Linked DNA regions of Homo sapiens: region 2 is linked to region 1. The links are chromatin contacts, found by Hi-C or POLR2A ChIA-PET in ENCODE. All regions are on one chromosome and are shown on one strand. The core of a region is the stretch at or near the end of the contact, and the rest is flanking DNA. Distances in the headings are between cores, read along the strand shown.

Region 1 (6,577 bases), core at 1,021-3,520:
GTGAGGATTATAAATCAAATAACATATGTGCAAGTACTTCATTAAGTACTAAGTGCTACAAAAATGCAAAGTATTGGTTTTATCTTATTGGATCAAATTTAAAAGCCAGAGTGTCCCTAAGTGTCATTATACCCTGCCAACAGAGTTTGACACAGGTTCTCAGGCTGTCTCCAAAGGACTTGCAATATAAGTGTAAATGATGAATACATGGTTCCACCTGCCAAGTTCTAGATCACCATAAAACATTGATAATGCTCCATGAATGTGATACGTTGCATATACTTTTCTTAAAATGTATTTACTGTACTTATGCATATTTAAAGTAGCAAACTATTCATAGCTCTAAGGCTAGCAACATAAAAAGCCTTCTTTTTATCCATTATCTTTGGAGAAACCAGCCATCTGCTTCCATGTTAGATTTTCCCACTAGAAACTGTAAGTTTACTTTGCTTAATTCAGAAGTTATTGACTTTTTTACTAACTTGCCATATTTGCAAAATTTCAAAGCAACATTGGTTAAATTTCAAAAAGTGAACTGAAATATACTGAGACACTTTTTCTTCATAACATTGCTGTTTAAATCTCTCGTTCCATCATAAGGTAAAAGATTAAGTCTGTTACCACAACGGCCAATGTGTTAATATCTCAGTTATTCCTGCTAACAAGACCTTAGTGCCTTTGTACATTGGCTGTATTTAATATGTACTTCCTTCAAGAAACGAATGCCAGCTCTGACTTTAAAAAAAAGCATTTCTTTTTTTGGAAGCTTTTCTTATAAGATATGAATCTGGAAACATAGGAAGTGACAAGACATATAAATTAACATGCAAATATACATTTTTTTAGCCTTTCCGCTATTAACTTGTTTCAATGGGAATAATCTGGGCTCAGATGACTTCCTCCCTCTTAAAACAATTAATGTCAAGAAGCATACTATTTTTACTCACTTACCCTGCCCACCATGATGTCAAACACACTGAAGAAAATAATTCTATTACATAATTTCCCTCTTTCCCTAATATTCTTTAGAATTTCTCTTAGGTGTAAAAGTTAAATATTGACTCAGTTTTACTTCTGTGAAATTCAAACGGCCTTTCACAATAATACAAATATACATGGCATTATTTTAAACTTTTTGAGAAGGAGATAGTAAAGGGTGGGTAAGCGAAGTAAAAAGGAATTCTTTCCAAAGTTAAGTTTCAGAAGAAAAATATAAAACTCATGCCTCTAAGATACCTAGAAACAAAATCACCACCGTTATTAAAATTGCTTTTTACCTAATCTCCTGAGCAAAGTAGTCGTTGATAAATACTTTAGCACACACATAAAAGTACCCTCTAATTGGATACCGTTTTGCAAGAACCATGCATCTACAGTTGCTGCATAAAGAAACACCAGAGACCAATCTAATTTTATAAGCAGAATCATAAGAAAACATCCAAGACAAAAGTAACAAACGGACTTAAGAAAACACCGGTTATATTTAATGCTCAGAGAGCACTCGGAATAATAACCTCTTAACCTCAACGCTGACTCCCTCCCGGACACCACACGCACACAGGCAGCCCCAGGAGAGTCACATCTGACACACTCGGGGGAAGCACGAGAACCCCTCAGCGGCGGTGTCAGGGGCCGCCCGGCCTCCCCTGTCCCCCGAAAGGCGGGCGTCGACAAGGCGCTAGTGGCCTCTCCGGGAGGAGCCGCGCCAACCACGGAGGGCCGGGGACGCAGGGCGGGCAGGCTTTGCGGCCTAGCGCCGTCCCGCCGGCCGGCCAGAGGCTTGGGGGCCGGACCGCACCCCCAGCCCGCCCGGCCAACCTCGGCCGCCCGGGGAGCCGGTTGAGCGCGGAGGCGCGGAGGAGCCGAGCTGGCCTGGGAGGGGCCGCCGAGGGACGCCCGCCCCCGACGCGCCCGGGCCCCCCCACTCACTTGGTCCTGCAGTCCATGGTTACATGTCGGTGTGGGGCTGTCCGTCCGGCCCCCGCGCGCTGGCCTGGAAGCCCGCAGCCCGGCCGCGCGAGGGTCGCGCCGTCCCCGCCCACGCCGGCGGCCACACAGGGAAAGAGGCTGCTCACAGCAGCCGTGGCGGCGGGCCCATGTCGGCTGCGCCCCCGGCACTTCCCCGCCTCCCACCCCACCCACCAGAGCCTTTCTGTGACAGCAGCGGTGGCGTGGCCGCCGCCCCCGTCTCCGCCGGTAGCCGCCACCAAAGCTGAGGCCTCTCAGTTCCTGCGACCGGGGCCGCCCGCTGCGGCTCCTGCACCTTCTTGCAAATCAGGAAGTCGCCGGGAGGGGGAAGGGGCGCGCGGGGACGCGCCCAGCGGCTTCACCTGGGCCGTGCGGCTCGCAAGTCGGAGACTGTGGAGGAGGCGGGGGCCAGGTCCCCGCGCCCGGGCGGCCAGAGGGTGCAGGGGGAGCGCTAGTGCCTGCTGGGATGGCCCACGTACCGCTTTGCCACCTAGCCAGAAAGGCAAGGTGCCCCCTGTGTCCTCAGCATGAACCAAACCGGCTTCCTTTCTGGGTCCAGTCCAGATTCCAGGGCGTCGGGGCTGCAACCCCACAAAGGGCGAAGTACCTGGAAAAGTACCTCGACCTGCAGTGTTTTCCACACACATACACACGGACTTGGGTTCCTTTCATTTCATACTACAAATTCAGAGCTCAAGTTGATGCCCCTGGCTCTTGCGTCACTCCAGCTGTGGCCTGCTTACAGCTCTCTGAAATCCAGAGCTACCCCCTCCTGATTCAGGAATGTTCAGACATGTGCACCTGCTAAATAGCCCTGTCAAGTAGCCAAATGGTAGTGCCCCACTTGTCTGCGCATGTGGGAGGCAGACATTCCTATACCACAGACTGCAGTGATAACCAAGGACTAACTTTTGAACACATGTACATAGTCGCAGGCCTCATAGTCTGGCAGTTTAGGCGAGTTCAGAGAGGGCACCACTGAATAAGCGTGGGAGGGACTGATTTACACAGCCCTAAAGCACATGTGAAGCAGGTTATGTGCACTCTCACCCAGTACTTGTCATAGGTGTGTGATAGATACTTTCATCAGCATTTTACAGATGAAGAAACCAGGGAGTAATGGCAAAGCTGGAGTTCACACCAGGTCTATCTGATGCTGATTATTTACTTCTACCTCATATTGCCTGTCTCCCTCCTCTGCTGTCTCATATTTAGGATCTACTGAGAAGACAGGTAGAAAAGTCTTATGATGGACATTCAAATGACTGTGGAAGGCCAGGCTCTTACACAGAGATCTTCTGGGAAAGGCCTTCTCCCAGCTAACACTGCCACCCTTGACACATAGCCACAGTGTTTCTTCCAAAAGGTGGTTACTTCAGACTTTATTCATGCAGAAGTTAAGATGATGAGAGGAAACCAAATGTGGTATGAATGTAGTGTGAGTCATAAGACATAAAAGTCAGAAAAGGAGTCTTAAGAATTAAAAAACTCAAGAGTCAGAGAACCTGAAGTTGCACTCAGTTATATAACCTTAAACTTTCTTGCCAAAATTGGGTACTACTTGGTCAACAGGATCAGAAATATTGTATAGCCATGGGCCTGTTAGTAAAAAATGAGGACGGGCCATAACTGGGAAACAAACAAACAAAAAAAAAATGTGTTTATCATAAAGTGTTGTCATAGCTTGACTCGGGGTGAGACACTTCAGTTTCTCGGTTCCTACATTTGTAAAATGGGAATTATTACTTGTACATCACATGAGCAGTGTGATGTTCAAGTAAAACAGGTGCTACAAATTTGTATTATCTTTTGAGAAATTATTCTGTGAATTTCAGTTTCACAATTAGGCAAACTATACTACATAAGTTTTCTTTTCCCAAATAAAGATTTTTCTGCATAAGTGACCATACTCCAAAGCCTTGAAAAAAAAAATTCGTAAGCTAAAAGCCACTTCTGCCCCAACTGTTACTGAATTTCTCAAACTTCTCCTTTCATTATAATTAATTATTTCCAAAGAAAGGAACCCTACTTGGGGTGACCATATTGAGGACTTTTTAATTTGGTGTGAGGAGATAATAATACAATTGTTTTCCTCATCCATTGTTGGGATTTTATTTTAAATGACAGTCATACCCTTGAACAGTATAAAATTGTTCTTCATTCCATTTATGTTAAGTACATCGAGGGAAATACTACACATTCGCATCCCAAAGCAAATCTTTTTAAGTGAGCTTTTAGGCTGACCATAATGAAGAGATTTATCTGTTCTGTTATTACTGAAATAAAAGGGATAGGAACATAGGTGTACATGATCTACATGCATGAGGTGTTAAAAAATTAGAAAACAAATATCATACACTTACCTTGGTAATAGCTTTAATGAAATCGATGGTATAACTTTAGTAATACTCATTTCATATAGAACTTCCCATATGACTGATAGAGAAGTGTACAAAGGGCAAACCTTCAAATTAGTCTTAAATCTTCCCAAGATCATATTTCAGCAATGATATTTCCTACTCGACAATTAATATTAACAGTTTTCAGGACCATACCAGTCAAAGAACATAGTCTGTATTGTTGTCAAAGAACATGGTCTTTATTTATTAATTAATTTCTTATTAATTAATTAATTTAGTTAATTTTTTAAATGTTTCAAGACTTAAATGTTGTATGTGGTTTGTAAAGAATATATATTCTGCAGCTTTGGGGTACAGTGTTCTAAATATATGTCCATGATCAAATACGATGATTGTGTTGTTGACATCTTCTATTACTGAATTTGCATCTGCTTGACATAATTCAATTAATGGGAGAGATGAGTTTAAATATCCCAACATGATGGTAGATTTTTCTATTTCAGCCTATAGTTCTTTCAGGTTCTACCTTACACAGTTTGGGGCTGTGTAATAATATACACATCAGTTTATAATTTCTATATCTACCTAATAAATACAACCATTCATCATTATGTTGTTACTTTCTTTACCTCCAATCGTACTTTTGCCTTAGATTCTAAACAGTTTTCTTCTGAATAGTATTTGTCTGATGTTAGGATATCTCTTTTCATCCTTTTACATTCAAACTTTCTAAACCATCATGTTTCAAATTTATCTAAAATTTTTAGTCTTGATTTTTAATCTAGTCTGATCATCTTTAGCTCTTACATCAAACCCCTAGACAATTTGCATGTATTAAAACTGTTGATAAATTTAGGCTGGGCGCAGTGGCTCATGCCTGTCATCCCATCACTTTGGGAGGCTAAGGCGGGTAGATTAGTTGAGGCCAGGAGTTCAAGACCAGCCTGGCCAACTTGGTGAAACCCTGTCTGCTAAAAATACAAAAATTAGCTGGGTGTGGTGGGTGGTGCAAGCCTGTAGTCCCAGATAATAAGGAGGCTGAGGCTTCAGAATCACTTGAACCTGGGAGGCAGAGGTTGCAGTGAGCCAAGATCATGCCGCTGCATTGCAGCCTGGTTGACAGAGTGAGACACTGTCTAAAAAAAATTAAAAAAAAAAAAGAGAGAAAAATGCTGATAAATTTAAATCTATTTCTGCCATCTAATTTTGTACTTCCCGTTTGTTTCTTCTGATCTGTTTTTTTCTTTCACTTTTGCATTCTTTAGGATTACTATTTATGCTTTCATTTCTGCCCCCACCTCTTCTAGTTTGGAAGTTATTTACTCTGTTTCTATTCATTTAGGAGTTATCCTAGAAATTTTAATAGGTACATTTTAACTGATTAAAGCCAGAGTTCACAAGGATATCCACCCTCTCTCAAACAATACAAGAACCTCTAAAACCCCCTCAAAACTAAAATCCCCCCAAAAATGCATTATGAATGTTGTTTTATACAGTCCATGTTTGTTTAGATTTACTCAGAACTTTACCATTCTTTTGTATTTTCATTTTAGATCTTCTGTGTAGGATCACTTTCCTTCTGCCTAAAATTCTTTCCCTTTTTGTTTGAGTTGGAATGTATTTATTTATCCCTCACTCTTGAAAAATATTTTCACTGATGAAGAATTCAAAGTTTACTATTATTTCTTTCTGCATGTTATCAATATCATTACACTGTCTTCTAAGTTCCCTAATAACAATTGGAACTTTGAAAGTAATCTTAAAATGTCATCTGTTTTTTCTCTCTGACTGCATTTATGATGTTTCATTTTTGTCTTTAGTTTTCTATAGTTTCACTGTGAAGTATCTAGGTGTAGATTTTTATTCATCCATGTTTCTTGGTTTCTTTAATTTTCTTGACTCTGGATTGGTGACTTTCATCAGTTCTGGAAAATTCTGGACTCCTTTCTTTCCATTCCTTCTGGGACTCTGATAACACATGTGTTATTCTACCCTCCATGTTTGTCAAACATCTCTTTTATAGTATGTCTCTCTTTATCTGTCTACGCTGTATTCTGGAAAATTTCAAAAATATTCTGTTCACTAATTCTTTCTTCAGCTTTGTCTCATTTTCTGTCAAAGTCACCCATTTAGTTTTTAATTTATATTATTTTTATTTCTAAAGTTCTGTTTGGTTATTTTCCAAATCTGTATTCTCTTAACTCATATTTTCAGCATCTCTTTAATTTATTAAAAATATTTAATATATA
Region 2 (6,577 bases), core at 1-2,500, 2.9 Mb after region 1:
CAGATCGCGCCACTGCACTCCAGCCTGGGCAACAGAGCAAGACTCCGTCTCAAAAAAAAAAAAAAAGAAAAGAAATTAAGTGGTTTGTCCAAGCTCACACAATTCTTAAGTGTTACAACCCTGGCACTGTGGATCCAGAGCACAAGCTCTCAACCATACGAGGACTAAGCTCTAATTTTTTATCTTACCCAAATTCCTTTCTAAGGGGTCTGGAGAGTCATGCCCTACAAACCATAAATTCTCATCAGATGGGTTTTATTTAACCCTGTATATCGTGACTTACTTTCCAATCTGACTCTGGCCTAACAAGGAAGAAAATAAAAATGTTTTACCCCAAAATATATTTCCTTGTCGTACCTTAAAACTCCCCTGCAAAGTCTCTTGCAGGAAAAATCTGCATTTGGTGAGAATTCCCATCTCCCCTTGTTTTCCCTCCTTCCTTCCCAGATCCAGGAGATAATCAACTAAGAGCCAGGCACCCTTTTAAGTCCAATATAAAACAATTTACAACCTGCTCTCTCTAAAGTCTATCTAAGAGCTTCCTCTGCACAATAAAACTTGGTCTCCACAATCCTTTATCTCTAGCCTGAACATTCCTTTTTATGGATCCCAGGTCTTTAGATAACCTCAACCAGATAACGTTTACATTTACCGATTGAGTTGCCCCGCCTTTCTAAACTAAACCAATGTATTTCTTAAATGTATTTGATGTCTCACGCCTTCCTAAAATAGATAAAACCAAGCTGTACCCCAATTTCCTTGGGCACATGTTCTCAGGACCTCCTGAGGACTGTCACTGGCCATGGTCACTTGAATCTGGCTCAAAATAAATCTCTTCAAATATTTTTCAGAGTTTGATTCTTTTCATCAACCCATATCTATACCTTTTTACACCAAAAACATGTCTTTGCAAAATTACAGTTATTGGGAATAAGGCTTTTAACCTAATCTGGGGACTATCAAATATACTAATAAATATTTTTCTTAAAAAAATTCTTTGTTTAAACTGCCAGATTCCAACTTCCAGAAAAATTCCAACAGAAATGCAACCGAGGGTCTAGAATTACTATCCTAAATCTCCGAAAATGTACAGGGGGTGGCGGGCGGGGCAGGGACGGCTCTAGGTGAGCAGGAAAAAGCTTGGAACTCAGTCTTCCAATGGCGAAAGGGAACGTGCTCCTGCTGGGCGGGACGGCGGACGGCTGGCGGCGGCGCGGCCTCCAATTCTCGCCAACGCGCCCCGCACCCCCGTGCACTGGCGGGCCCTCCCCTCGGGCGTTGCCTCCCACCCACGCCCGGCGGCACCGCACCCCGAGGCGCTTCACGTCACGGAGCTGCTAGGAGACGGGCGGGGCTCCGGTTCCGGGTAGAGGCCTGGGACACGGGGAACTGTAAGGATGGGAGGAAGGCCGCGCAGGGGCACCAGTTCTGCCGCCGCGGCCTAGCGCCCCAGGTCCCGGAGAAGGGGCACCAGGGCGGCCAGGGGCCCAAGCTTCCGGGGCACGCTCACCCGCGCAGGACTGAGGCCGCGTCCGCTCCCGCTCCCGCTCGGGCCGTCTCCCCCTTCCAGGCTCCAGGCCAGGCTTCCGCCCGACAAGCCCTGACCCGCTCGTCAGGACTGCGGCCCGGGGTTGGTGGTGCGGAGCGGAGCGGAGCGGAGCGTAGAGTAGAATCCACTTCCCCGGGTTTTGGGAGGGGGCCGCAGCCCGCTTTCCGGGCGGCGGGGAGGCGGGGCCACCGCGGGGGCGGAGCTCGGCTGGGAGCCGGCAGTGGCTTGGGAGGGAGGGAGGGAGAAGGAGAGGGGCGGGAAGGCTCCTCGCGTTTTCCACGCCCCCGCCCAGCTCTGGGCTGGTGGTAAATCTCGGAACTGGTCCGGGCTGGGCGAGTTCTGGACGGAGGGGCACGTTTGGGAATCCTCTTGGAAGAATTTACGTAATCGAATGGGCTGGGACTGGTGGAAAAGAGTTGGACCGTCCGGAAAGAAGCAGGAGGGCGGCGCGGGGGCCTGGCACCCTTAGAAAGTGGGAAGTGTGAGTGTAAAAGGGAGGGGCACTTCTGCCCGTTGGGCCCAAAAACCCTTTTCTGGCTTTAGCTAGTAGAGCCACTCAAAATTTAAACGGAGTCAGCTTGATGTGGCATATATGATAAGCTGGATAATATTTCCTGCACCACCGCACCCCTCCCCCCACCCCAACACCAACAAGAAAATAACACAAGTCACGGTTCTTGTTCCTTGTGGGCTGACATTTCCCTGTTTTGCCAACCTCTGGAGCCACGTGTCCCAAGCAGCTTGTAGTTGAGAAGTGATGGGGGAGAGGAGACAGCACGGGAGAGGAAGGAGGGAAGCCAGCTTATATTCAGGTGCCTTAAGTATTTAAAAATATTTTCAGTGTAATAGTCGATGCATTCAAAAGAGCATATTTACCAAATATGTAAAATTTAAAGTATGCTAATGAAACTATCACTCCACCACGTTATCAGTATTTAGCATGTATCTATGCATCTCCAGGATTCTACTCCTGGCCTCTTAGCTCACCACCACTATCTTCAGTTTTGTCCCTCTTTGCCATTTTTAGTGGTTTTATCATATTTGGATGCATTCCTGTGTATTGGTGTATTTTTCTTCTTTTTGAGCTTTATAAAAATACATATAGCCTGGAATTCGCTTTTTATCACTCAACATTTGTTTTTTTGGTTCATCCAAGTTGTTACGTGTAGTAACAGAACATTTATTTCTTACTGCCTAGTCAAAAGGAAGTTTTCTCCTGTCAGGAATGTATTCAATACTGTAGCGGATAGGATTATAAATGCACTTTAAGTATTTTCTTTATTGATGGGAACCACACAGACTAAATGTATCAGACTTCCCAAGTTCGTAGGTCACATACCTATAACAGAACTCTTTTCCTGGGTTTTGTGACATTTCTAATTGTTGTAATTTCTTTTGCCATTATAAAAATTAGTCACTTTTGAACCTAATTTGTATTCATCATTCTGAATCTTTTTCTTTAAAAGCCTCCTCTTTTCCAATTATATAAGCTCATACCCCATAAAACCTGAATCTGCCCCTAGTAATTACTAATAAGGCTAGTAGGAGCATTCTTGTTCACCTTCTGTGCATGCGCTGGACTCTAATTTGAACCTAGGATTAGCACTGCGGCATCAGAGGCTATGGGGGCTGTTCAGCTTTCAAAGATAAAGCAGAAATGTTTTCAAAGTGGTTGTACCAATCTATACTGCCACCAGTACCGACCACAATTCTCTCTAAATCCTCGTTATTTTCACACTTCTTACTTTTTGCTAGTCTACCCAGAATAAATACCATGTTTTTGTCTTAATTTGCATTCCGTAATTACTGATAAGGCTGAGCACTTTGAAATATGTTATTCATTCATGTTTTCTCTTCCTCTTCTAAGGATGTGTGTGTGTGTACATATATAAATGTATATATAATGTATATATGTATATATAATGAAACATTCTTTTGTTAATTGTAGGTGTTGCAGATATCTTCTCCCTGTTTATAGTGTGTTTTCAAATAAAAAAATTTTTTGACTTATTTTGAAAAAATCAACCTTATCAAAAAGTTTCAGAATTAATGAACTCCTGTATACCCTTCACATAAGTTCACAGTTTGCTATATTTGCTATATTAGTGTGTAGGAGAGATTATATATATAAAATATGTATACTATAGATATATATTTTTTTCTGAACCATTTAGGAGTAAGTTGTAGCATGTGTCTCCAAAGACAATGATATTCTCTTTTATACTCACAGAAAAATGTTCCAGTTGAGGTTGTTTGTTTTTTGAGACAAGGTCTCACTCTGTTACCCAGGCTGGAGTGCAGTGGTGCGATCTCGGCTCATTGCAACCACCTCCCGGGCTCAAGTGAGGCTCCCACCTCAGCATCCCGAGTAGCTAGGACTACAGGCACACCCCACCTGTTAGAGAGAATTTTTTTGTTGTTAGAGATGGGGTTTTGCCATGTTGCCCACGGTGGTCTCCAACTGCTAGGCTCAAGCTATCCACTTGCCTTGGCCTCCGAAAGTGCTGGGATTACAGGTATGAGCCACTGGGCCTGGCTCAAATTTAGGTAGTTTAACATTGATGAAGTAAGAGTAGCTAGGACTACAGGCACACCCCACCTGTTAGAGAGAATTTTTTTGTTGTTAGAGATGGGGTTTTGCCATGTTGCCCACGGGGGTCTCCAACTGCTAGGCTCAAGCTATCCACCTGCCTTGGCCTCCGAAAGTGCTGGGATTACAGGTATGAGCCACTGGGCCTGGCTCAAATTTAGGTAGTTTAACATTGATGAAGTACGAGTAGCTAACATGCAGTCCTTATTGAAAATTTACTAGTTGTTCCATTAAGGTGTTTTAGAGCTATTTTTTTCCCCTAATCCAGGATTCAGTCCAAGATCTTTTCATTTTCTTTATGAAGTGTTTTTTTTTCTCTGTTTTTTTTTTTTTTTTTTTTTGAGACGGAGTCTCTCTCTGTCGCCCAGGCTGGAGTGCAGTGGGGCGATCTCGGCTCACTGCAAGCTCCGCCTCCCGGGTTCACACCATTCTCCTGCCTCAGCCTCCTGCGTAGCTGGGAGTACAGGCGCCCGCCACCACGCCCAGCTAATTTTTTATATTTTTTAGTAGAGAAGGGGTTTCACTGTGTTAGCCAGGATGGTCTCGATCTCCTGACCTCGTGATCCGCCCGCCTCGGCCTCCCAAAGTGCTGGGATTACAGGCGTGAGCCACCGCGCCCGGCCTTTTTTTTTTTTAAAGAGACAGGGTCTTCCCTCTGTCACTCAGGCTGGAGTGCAGTAGCCCGATAATGCTCTATGGCTAGTCTATGGTCAATTTTCATATATTTTTAAAACCAGAGAAGAATGTTTATTCACCATTAGATAGATACATGATACTTGCAAATAAATCAAGCTTGGTATTTCAGATATTCTATATCTTTACTAATGTTCATGTTCAGATTTCCCCATCAGTATTTCCCCGTCAGTATTTCTCTTACCTGTTAGTAGATAAAATAGATCAAGCAATCAGTCTCCCATTATAAAGGTAGATGTGTTCATTTTTCCCTGTAGTCCAGCAATTTTAGTTTTGTGTATTTTGGGGGCCATTTTATTTTAGAATCAATATTTGTAAAGCAATTCAAGCATTAATGTGTCATGGAATCTTAGGTTTGAATGCATTCATCAGAGTCCAATCACCACCCCTTGCTACTCTCCATACCCTTGTAGGAGGAATTATTTTATAGCACCCTGCTACAGGACCAACTGGCTTGTTGAATGCTTTTAGAGACAGGGCGCTTCCCACCTTACAGGGCAGTCCAGTTCTTCACTGGAGAGCTCCATGATTATACTTACTATTTAATTAGACTCTCTATGGCTAGGCATTGTGCAAAGCATTTTAGAAACATTGTCATATTTAATTCTCACTGTAATCTTATAAAGTAGGCATTTTATCCCCATCGTACTAATGAAGAAACAGGTTTAGGTAATTAAGCATCTTGCCCAAGGTCACACAGCTAGGTAGTGGCACAGCAGGAATTGAAGCCCAGGTCTGTCTCCTAAATCCACTAGACTACACTGCCTTCAAGCTTTTCTTTATGTAAGTATAAAACCATATCCCTTTAACTTTCAATCAGGAAACCTGGTTCCAAAACCATTTTTAGTGTTCCTAAACTTCCTAATCTGTTGGAAACCTTAGACATAACTCACATTCATGTGTTCCATTACTGTGCCCAACTTTCCTTAGTTTTCTTATGGAAGCTTTAGACCTTTGCTATATGTTTGTATTATTGTTACTTTTGGAAAAGTAGCCAATCTTGATGAGCAGGATGATTCATTCTGAATGAATGAATGAATGAATGAATGAAGCCTAGTGAGTAGCAACTCATTTCTACATATGAGTTAGGATGCTGGATGAAACCTAATTTTTAACATCAAGTTCTTCACCTTTCAAGGTTAATAAGTCAAACCTCAGAGCCACTCAGGTCTCACTTGTGGCTCTTTCCTACTCTTTTCTTTAATCAAAAAGCTCAGAATCAGGTTTCCTCTTAGGTTGCACCAGAGCACAGTATAATTAATCTAAACTCCCATTTCTGTTTTCTTCACAAAAGATCTTCACGGAAATGGTTTTATGATGGTCTTTTAATTGTGGGGCCACAGAAAACATTATTTATAGTAGGTCACATGGAAATCACAGATGGCGTTACTAATTCAATTTTAATATGCTTTATGGCAGGGAGGGATGGGAAAGTATACAAAGGTGACTCAATTAGACAAGAGTTGTGGAATGCATACATCCTACATAACCATTCTAAGAGTTTGCCTTAAGCTGTGTCTTAGAACAGGAAATGCTGCAATAATGTGAGCTGACCTGTATGTTATTCTCATGTGCTGTTGAAACATGTATAGAAATAATAATGCCTAGCATTCTTTCATCTTGGGAAACTTCAGTCTCACACGTATTAGTTTATAGCTACTCCTTACTCTTTAATATGTGAGGCTTGGAAAGCCCGTATAAATTCTGATCAAGGTGGATACAGGAAAGCACAGTTTAATAGTATT

What was found. A loop is a pair of places that touch in the nucleus more often than their neighbours do. ChIA-PET counts read pairs that join two places held with the same protein, here RNA polymerase II (POLR2A). Pooled maps may share reads with other maps.
Region 2: a loop to region 1 is called in a pooled map, with 4 times the contacts of the local background. The contact joins the promoter of DDX59-AS1 here to the promoter of DENND1B in region 1. A Hi-C loop is called at or near these places in 6 of 50 pooled maps. POLR2A ChIA-PET finds 5 or more read pairs at or near these places in 2 of 52 experiments (MCF 10A and activated naive CD4-positive, alpha-beta T cell).

The regions. Positions count from the first base shown.
Region 1 is chr1:197,773,210-197,779,786 of GRCh38, forward strand. DENND1B (DENN domain containing 1B) reads right to left here and starts at 2,271. Exons shown (of 23, transcript NM_001195215.2): 1 at 1,930-2,271. The coding sequence starts at 1,946. RefSeq lists silencers at 1,619-2,128, 2,279-2,478, 2,770-3,064 and an enhancer at 3,439-3,488.
Region 2 is chr1:200,668,257-200,674,833 of GRCh38, forward strand. It overlaps DDX59-AS1 (DDX59 antisense RNA 1), which reads left to right and starts at 1,251. Exons shown (of 3, transcript NR_110787.1): 1 at 1,251-1,366. DDX59 (DEAD-box helicase 59) reads right to left here and starts at 1,651. Exons shown (of 8, transcript NM_001031725.6): 1 at 1,511-1,651. RefSeq lists a silencer at 1,065-1,804.